2 separate regions of the Homo sapiens genome follow, and region 1 is linked to region 2. Evidence: chromatin contacts called from ENCODE Hi-C data. All regions are on one chromosome and are shown on one strand. Each heading gives the region's core, a stretch centred on a gene start or an enhancer-like site at or near the end of the contact. The rest is flanking DNA. Distances are from core to core; before and after follow the strand shown.

Evidence for each region. Hi-C counts contacts between places; a loop is a spot of excess contacts on that map. Pooled maps may share reads with other maps.
Region 1: a loop to region 2 is called in a map of MCF 10A, with 14 times the contacts of the local background. The contact joins two enhancer-like sites. A Hi-C loop is called at or near these places in 8 of 168 maps with a recorded cell type or tissue (A673, GM12878, MCF 10A and 5 more), 4 of 37 single-sample maps with no recorded cell type and 15 of 50 pooled maps.

Annotation. Positions count from the first base shown.
Region 1 is chr3:43,767,586-43,771,590 of GRCh38, reverse strand. No RefSeq gene overlaps it. Among named protein-coding and RNA genes, the nearest start is that of ABHD5, 79 kb to the right of the region's middle. RefSeq lists an enhancer at 627-1,126 and a silencer at 1,885-2,064. Within about 2 kb of position 1,475, at least 24 of the 41 ENCODE cell types and tissues checked have a DNase peak (open chromatin) inside an H3K27ac peak, as active enhancers do; they include PC-9, where a contact is called at or near this core.
Region 2 is chr3:43,993,787-43,998,196 of GRCh38, reverse strand. No RefSeq gene overlaps it. Among named protein-coding and RNA genes, the nearest start is that of MIR138-1, 120 kb to the left of the region's middle. RefSeq lists an enhancer at 1,532-1,641 and a silencer at 2,772-2,971. Within about 2 kb of position 3,016, at least 3 of the 41 ENCODE cell types and tissues checked have a DNase peak (open chromatin) inside an H3K27ac peak, as active enhancers do; they include PC-9, where a contact is called at or near this core.

The DNA of each region.
Region 1 (4,005 bases), core at 226-2,725, 230 kb after region 2:
CTCAGTGGCTGCTGCTGTCTGACCAGCCCCCTGCTGCCCCCCTGCCTGCTCCTGTGTGAGGGCACTTTGGGGCCAGATGCCATGCAAGATGACACGGAGGAGGCAAGGCAAAGCTGGCCCTCAAGGGTCCACCCTGGGGTCCTGATTCCAGGCCTTCTCAGGTTCCACTCTCCCCTCCTCTGTACACAGACCACTCTCCTGCTCTCTTCGTTAAGGTGTTTAACCTTCCAAAGCCTCAATATACTTGTGTGTAATAAAAAGAAAAGAAATAACAGGTTCAAGAAACCAGACAGCAGCGTGAGGATAGAGGTGACAGCCTTCACTGTTGGAAGCATCTTTTCTTGGCTCTGAGCGGTAAAGCAATGCACCCAGGGTCACAAAGACAGAGGTGGCAGCCAGGATTTTAGCCCAAGTGGCCTGACGCCAAAGTCTTGTCTCCCTCTCAATGCAGCTGTGTAGTGGGGCTAGACCCCAGTCTTCTCCATCTTCTCCCCTGATGTCCAATCTAAGCACAAGCAAGGGGCTTGCTGTGGAACCACAGCTTCAGACAAGCCCCAGCCACACCCACCTCCACTGAACGGCCACCTCTTCCTGCCACTTTGATGCAGAGATAGGAGCTGTGCCAACGCAGAGCTGCCCACAGTGGAGAGGGAGTGGAGGGTGGAGCTGATGCTCGTCTCTCAGGACTGCTTTCCCAGTGCCAATATCTAGGTCACCCTCCTGATCCCCAGTGTGATGACTCACCACTCGCCTCTGTCACAGCCTGATAAAGAACTCGAGCCATTAAGAAATGGAACAAATTACTAAATGGGAGGCACAAGAGAAACCCAGGATTAAATTAGTTCATTATTCATAAATCATAAATGACTCTTCCTCTCACTGATGCTTGTCTCTGTCTACCTACTGGCCTTGCAAGAGCAACAGACTTCTATAGGCAGGAGGTCAGAGACACAGGAGGCCCAGGCTGAGGGCCCCAGGGTTGGCAGCCACCTTTAGGCAAAACGGCTGGGCTGGCCTCGGCCCGTTGCCTCTGAGCTGCTCTCTGGACTGCAGGGTCTTGGAACTGAGTCGCCGGGTTTGTAGGGCGAACACTGCAGTGCCTGCTCCATGGCCTGCTGTGCCATGGAAAGGTTCTGATACCTGAGGTGTCTAGTATGGTTGAGACACAGTTGTTGTGTGGGCCGGGTTGCCTCTGTGAAGTATGTCACCTCTGTGCACCGGATCATCTCTGTGGAGTGTGTCCCTGAGGGCCATATCACCTTTGTGAAGCATACCACCTCTGTGGAGCATGTCACCTCTGTGGGCCAGGTCACCTCTGTGGAGTGTGTCACCTCTGTGGCCTGTGTCACCTCTGTGGAGTGTGTCACCTCTGTGGTCTGTGTCACCTCTGTGGCTTGTGTCACCTCTGTGGGCCATGTCACCTTTGTGGGCCAGGTCACCTCTGTGGAGTATGTCACCTCTGTGGAGCATGTGACCCCTGTGGGTCATGTCACCTCTTTGTGGGCCATGTCCCCTTTGTGGGCTGTGTCACCCATTGGGGAGTGTCACCTCCTCAGAGCATATGACATTTCAGGGCATATGTCATTCCTGGAATGTGCCTCCTCTCTGACGGGCGTGTCTCATGACCGAGAGTTCCTTGATGCTTTTCTGTCCTGGCTGGAAAAAGGAGCAGCCTGGGCCCCTCCCGGGGCCTGCCGTGCTTGGAATGGAGCCAGGACGGAGAGGGACCAGCCAACCCAGTGCCAAGGACGCCAGGGCATCTGTTCCCCAGCCCGGAAGGAGATCCCGCCCCGCTCTCAGTCAGGCCCCGCCCTGCAGGTCTGCAAGCCTCCTCCAAGGAAGGCGGAAGGAGCCGGGGCCGTGTCTCAGGGAGCCCGAGAGGCGGAGCCCGGGAGGAGGCCTGAGTGGGCTGGGGAGGGAACGAACCCTACCAGGATACTGGAAAGGGACACGAGAGAGAGGAGCCGCCCCCTGCTGGTCACAGCTGGGAAAGGCGCTGCAATCAAACTCAGTCCCAGGGCACGGTGCCAAGGGAGGCGGAGGAACTGCAGTGGTTCCCGATGGACATCTTGTTGCTCTTAGTGTCACCCCAGCGCATGCATGATTCCTAAGCTATGGGTCAGGGAGTCCCAAACAAACAGCAGTGTTATTCTGGAACTACTTGGATGAGGGTATTTTCCTAACTAGAGCTTACTGGGATTGTGCAAGTGGCAGGGACTACTCTCTAGGTCACCCGACGTAAGGGGCCAGTTGTATTTGAAGGGTGAGCCAAGACTAGAACAGAGGTGAAGGGAGGTGAAAAGGTGACCAAACAGCTGGGTGCTGCAAAGTGCCTGACAGCAGGAGGTGGACACAGGTTCTTATGTAACAGCAGTAAGTGCCATATGCTAACAGCCTGCCATGTGCCAGCTGTACCCAGGGTCTCTGAACCTAGCAGTGTCCCTATGCACATCTCACAGGTGAGGAAAATGAGATCTAGTAAGTGACAAGTGTCTAAGCCAGGATTTTAATCCAGGTCTGAAGAACTTCAGAATCCATGTTTTATTCATGTCACTTCTGAATTTGGGCCCATTAGCAGGGCCAATGTGCTGGCATCTTAGCAGCAGCTAAAGCAGGCATCTGCAGCCCCCTCTTGGTCTTGCCACACAGTCCTGGCTACACTGACATTCTAATTGGGAGGAAGGTCAGATTTCTCCATTCTCCATATCCAAATTCATCTTGTCCACTTTGATTCTTGGATTTGATCACTTCCCACCCCACCTCTTACTTAACTGTTCCCTGGGCAAAATTCCAGCCTTAGCCAGAAGGGCACTGTTCCTACTAAAGTCAGAAGTCAGAACTTCCTCCCTTCAGCCTCTCCAAGCTCCTTCACAGCCGGCTCCTAGACTCAGCCTGCTGCTGACATGCACAGACAGTGCCCTGGCCCGTCACTGAAGCTCCCTGGGATCCCACAACCCATCTGACTCGACACTGATTTTTACAGCTTTGCAAATAGTTGCCTTAGTTCCCTTCCCCTGAATGCATTATAAAGTTAAAGGGAGAAAAAGAAGTCTTTAAAAAATCCCCCAGCTATCTTAATTAACATGCAGAATGCTTTTCTGGCAGTGCACAGGCTGTGATAAAACGGGAAGCTTCTTAACACAACATATATTTAATCTGTGGCATTCGCTTCCACATGAAATTCAATCAGATATTTTAAGGGAGTTAACAAGGGCTCTCAGATCGAACTGTGAATAAATGCAGGTGTGATAAATACACTCAAGCTACTGAGATGTTTTATCAAATGATAAAGGTGTTGAGTGGGGTGGGGTTGAAGGACAAACCTTAATTCTAATTCTGTACGTTGTCAAAGAGGGTAGGAGAATTTATTAGACAATGCCAGGGCGATCTAATGACCCATTGCCTCTGAAAAATCAATTAAACTTGCTCATTTGTTCTGTTTTTCCAGGAATCTTTAATTCAAGTCTGCCGTATGCCAGGCACGAGGGAGGCAGTGACCAACCAATAACGCAGTTCCAGTCTCTGCCCTCAGCCCCAGCTCTGCCTGATGAAACTCACAATCTAATAGGGAAAGGTGGATAATAAACAAGTAAACAAATGCAAATGATAATTTCCAATTGGGTTAAGTAACAGAGTAAATGAGAGGGTGTTCAGGTAAGACATCTGCAAGGAGTTGATACTTGGAGTGAGACCTGAAGGATGAGGAAGGGCCCGCCATGCACCAGGGAAGAGCCTGTTGATGTTTCTGAGACCACAAAGCCCTGGGCATGTTGGGGGACCAGAAAAGAGCTGGGACTTGGTGAGCAGGCAAGCACTATAGAACAGCATTTGGTCGCATAGGTAAGCCTAACCACATATCCTTTCTTTTTTCAAATTAAAGGTTTCATCTGCTACAAATCTGTGGAGAAAGGATGGTTTGGCTGCTGGTGTGAGGAGAATAGTTCACTACAGGGAGAAGAATAAAGCCACATCTTCCATCACATACAAATGCAAACACCTAACAGA
Region 2 (4,410 bases), core at 1,767-4,266:
TCTGCGCCAACTCCAGCAACACGTGGGGACCGTGAATCTGGGCGTCTGCTCTCCACTTAGGTGGTTATGTGGGTATACTTATATGATTACTGATTAAAACCAAATTGGACGGAGAAGTCTGTTTCTACACTGGATTCTTTCAAACTTCTGTCCAAGGGAGTTTTGCGCTCGATTTGGGCGGGGACGCAGTTTTCAGCCAAGACCGCCGCAGCGCTCAGCAGAGCCCGGGGACCGGTGGTGGTGGTGGCGGGATGGGGAGGAACAGAGGCCCTTGATTCTTTGGTACTCCACTTTCTTTCCTTATTTAGACCAGTCGGGCAACACGTCCCTCGCCCAAGATGGCCTTTCCAACTGGAACGTGACTCAGACAATGTGGAAGCCAGGGGTCCTTGACCCATCGTACCTGGGCTTCGCTGGGCATAGGACAAGGGTTGGGCAGGTTTACCTGGAAAGGGAGTTTATTCGTAAAGCTTCGGGCATAAACGCTAGATAGCGAAACTTTGAGGAAGCTCAAAGTTTACCTATTGTAAATTGGTGGGGGGTGGGGGAGCATCTTATGTAAAAAGGAACGGCCCTATTAAATTAGTAAGTATCTTATTTTCGTAGTGGACGTCTTGCTGCCCTTGGTCCTCCCCTCCCCCACCTCATTTCTCCAAACCACCAAGGTTGGAGAAATCTCATAAACAAAGTATAAGTCCGTGGGGGGGGGGGGGGGGGGTTACTTGGTGTTTTAAAAAAACAACAACAACAAACGACCTTTGTAATAAGAAAGGTGGGTACGTTTTCATTTCTAGGTCTTAATCTTAACGTTACGGCCACGTTAAAATTGAAGTTGATTGAGACAAGAGAATCCCAGAGCACAGCACGCAGACAGACAATTTCACAATTAAAAAATATGTACTTCCTTCTCCCCGCTCTCGTCACCTCCCCCTTTCCCCGCCATTACCTACTCCCGTTTGGACTAGGGGCTGGGAGAGGAGGAGGATGTAGTCCCTCCGAGTGCACAAGGGAGGCGGCGGGGCCACTTGTTGCTGCACCGCCAGAAGAGCTAATTCCGAGCGGATCTGGCAGGGAGTTAAAACCCTTCTCCTGGATGCGACGCCCCAGAGACCGAGGCAGACGGCGAGAACAGATTCAGCGCCTCGAGATGTGCTTTCCAATTTGAACTCTGGACCATCTTTGCTTGAAATGCTTTGTCTTGCACGTCTGGGAATTACTCTGTGCGATTAAACGCGTGACACACACACGCATACGCGGGGTCGCCCCGCAGGGGGGAGGGTGCGTGGCACAGGAGCCTCGGACTTTCAGGGGCTCTGCACTTGGGGAGTGGTGCGAGGGGGACCGCCTCGGTGTGGCTGCTGACGTGAGACAGGTAACTCGGAAAGGTCTTCCTCCGGCTGCCTTGGTAATGGGAAGCTGTGGGCAAAGGTGCAGGGGCGGTCCCGGAGCGCACACGGCGCAGTCCGCAGTGAAGGGCAGTGGTGTGGTGGGGCAGAGAGACTAGACAAGGGCAGGCGGGTTTTGCCGATTCCGAGTTCATCCGTCTACGGGGTCACGTTCTGTTGAGAAAATGCGCGACACCCGGTAGGGAGAGAGTGACACTGACCAAGTGTCCCTGGAGGGCCGAGCCGTTTGCCCTCGGGAGGGGGTCGCGAGGCCCGTCAGCACTCGGCTCCCGCGGAAGCTGTGCTAGCGCGGCAGTCTCGCCGGCGCCTGGCCCCACCAGCCTTTGCCTTCAGCGTCCTCCGGTGGCATCGTCCGAGATTTGCGGAGCAGAAGCCGAGGACACGAGCAACTCGCTGTGGGCTTGAAGTGACCACGCCTTAGGGCTGTGAAAAGCTGCCCCGTGGTGACTTGGGTACGAGGAGGTTAATAAAGTGCAGAATTAGTCTTGATTTTTACCTAAAATGAAGCTGGTAGTACTGAGCGCTTAAATGACTCCGCTAGGACCCTGGAGGTTGTGGGAGCGGGGTGGGAGAGGGTAAATGCTAGGTTTAGGACAACACAGGATATGTCTAATTTAAGGAAGCTCCCCTTCTCGGGCCACGTTCTCTGTAGCTCTACCCAACTGGAATCGCCTCTGCACCCGGGGTCATCTCCGGCATTATGACACCCAGCGTTGCCCTCTAAACTCCAAGTCCCCGCGGCCACATCCTTCCGTGCCTGCTGGCACCAGCAAGAGTCTCTGCCTGCCCTTTCTCCTTTACATGGACCCTTTTCCTTTCACCCCTAGACCGCAGTGCGACTGGCAGGCACCTCTTCGCCCCCTCCGCGCCCCGCGCCGACGGTGGGAACAGCAGCGACAGCGCGACCGCAGCCTTCTAGTGCCTTCGCCCCCTCCCCCGCGGCCACACCTCACCCACCTCACCCGCCAAACCCCGCACTCCGCCGCCGTCCCTCCCCTGCGCGCTCCCGGCGCCAACCCAGCCAGAAGCGGGTGGAAGCCCGGGTCCATGTGCAGGTGTCCTTGTGCGGGAGTAGGGGAGCTCATAGGTCAGCGATCCGCGACCCTACCCTGCCCTCAGCTCGGGGTCCACCCACGTGGAACCCGCCGGCCCCCGCGGGTACCCAACACCAGTCTCCCGGGCTCGGCTGCCGTTCCCTCGAAGCCCCAGGGCGCTCCCACGGGTCAATGACCACCTCAGTCTTTCCTCAAGCCAGGGTTTGGCCAGTTGGGAAACCTCTTCGTCCCCTGCCCACATCCCCTGGCATCTCCGGACAAAGCCACTCGGCTTCCCGCCCCGGCATCGGGAAAGATGCGCGTGGAGAGCGCCTCCAGGCGCTGGGCCACGGTCCCGGTCCCTGGCCGTGCCTGCTGTGTGCGGAGCTGGGGCGGCGGGTACCGCCTGCGCGGGGCAGGCACCCCACTCGCCGTTCCTCCAGCACGGGCACTCGACCGCCGCGGCGCTGCAGGAAGGAGGCCCCGCCGCGCCGGTTCCTCCACACCCACGTGCCCCTCGTGTGCGCGCCCCCGGCCTGCAGATGCTACAAGGCTGGCGCCGCCTGGATTTCCGGGCGGCCCCACCCTCCGCGGCCGCTACGCCTCGCTCCCTGCATTCAGTCTCCTTGGCGTCTCCGCTGCAGCATCCAAGACCAGGCGCCGCCTCTGCTAGCCGTGCTGCCCAGCACGCCTGAGGGCCGCTGCCGGCAGGCCTCACCTCCCGCCCGGGTCCCCCACTCACCTTTCCTTCTGGACGGTGGGGTTCAAGCTCTGCACTGGGGCTGTTAAGCCACCGCCCACGACCTCCTGTAGGGTGCAGCGGGAGGGCGTTCCCGAGGCGCCAGCACCCTCTTTAAGCCCTTCCCCGGCTTTCTGCACAGCACCTTCATCAGCCGGCCACCCTCCCTGACACTAAGGGAGGCATAGCTCTCGCTCTTGCTCCCGCTTTCTCTCGCTCGTTCTCACACCAACGCCCACCTATACACACACCTGAACACCGAGAGGCCAGGACCGGTATCTCTCTCTTGAACTCTCAATTCCAGCACTGCAGAGCACATCACGTCGCTGACAGCAAAGTGAGGAGGTGGCACCTGTGAACTAGGTGGTTTCTTAAAATTTAAGAAATAGCCTTCTGCCCCTTGGCCTTTGCGTTCTTAAGACGATTGTACTTTATTTTTTAAAAATATATAGCCCAGTAGTATTCACACATTAAAAAATACATATTTAAATGTTTCGAGATAATCATAGATTCACGTGCAGTTGTAAAAAATAATAATAATACAGAGAGATCCTGTGCACCCACCCTTTACCCAGTTTCCCCCAGTGGTAAAAATTCCCAAAACTATGGTGCAATATCACAACCAGGATACTAGCACTGGTATAACCCCACCCATCTTACTGAGATTTCCCGTTTTACTTGTACTCATTTCTCTCTCCTTCAACCTCTGTGTGTGTGTAAATAATTCTATACAATTTTATCACATGTGTAAATTCAACTACCACCACAGTCAAGATGCAGAACCGAACTTATCACAGGATCCCTCTTTTTGCCTTTTATAACCACACCTACCTGGAGGGTGAGTGGCGATCCCTGACTACTACTAATCTACTTTCAATTTTTTCCAATTTTGTCGTTTCAAGAATGTTGTACAGATGAAATTATACAATAATGTAGTATTTTCGGATTGTCTTTATTGACTCAGCATAATTCCCCTGAAATGTATCCAATTATTATGTATTATCAATAGATGATTCTTTTTTATTAGTGGGTAGTATTCATGGGATGGAGGTACCACGACGGTAGATTATTTAACCATTCTCTCATTGAAGGACTTATTGCAGGGTTGTTTCCAGATTTTGGCCGTTGCAAATAAAGCTGCTGTGAACATTCATGTACAGGTTTCTGTGGGAACATAAGTTTTCTCTGGGATAAACGCTCAAGAGGGCAATTGCTGGGTTATGTGGTAAGC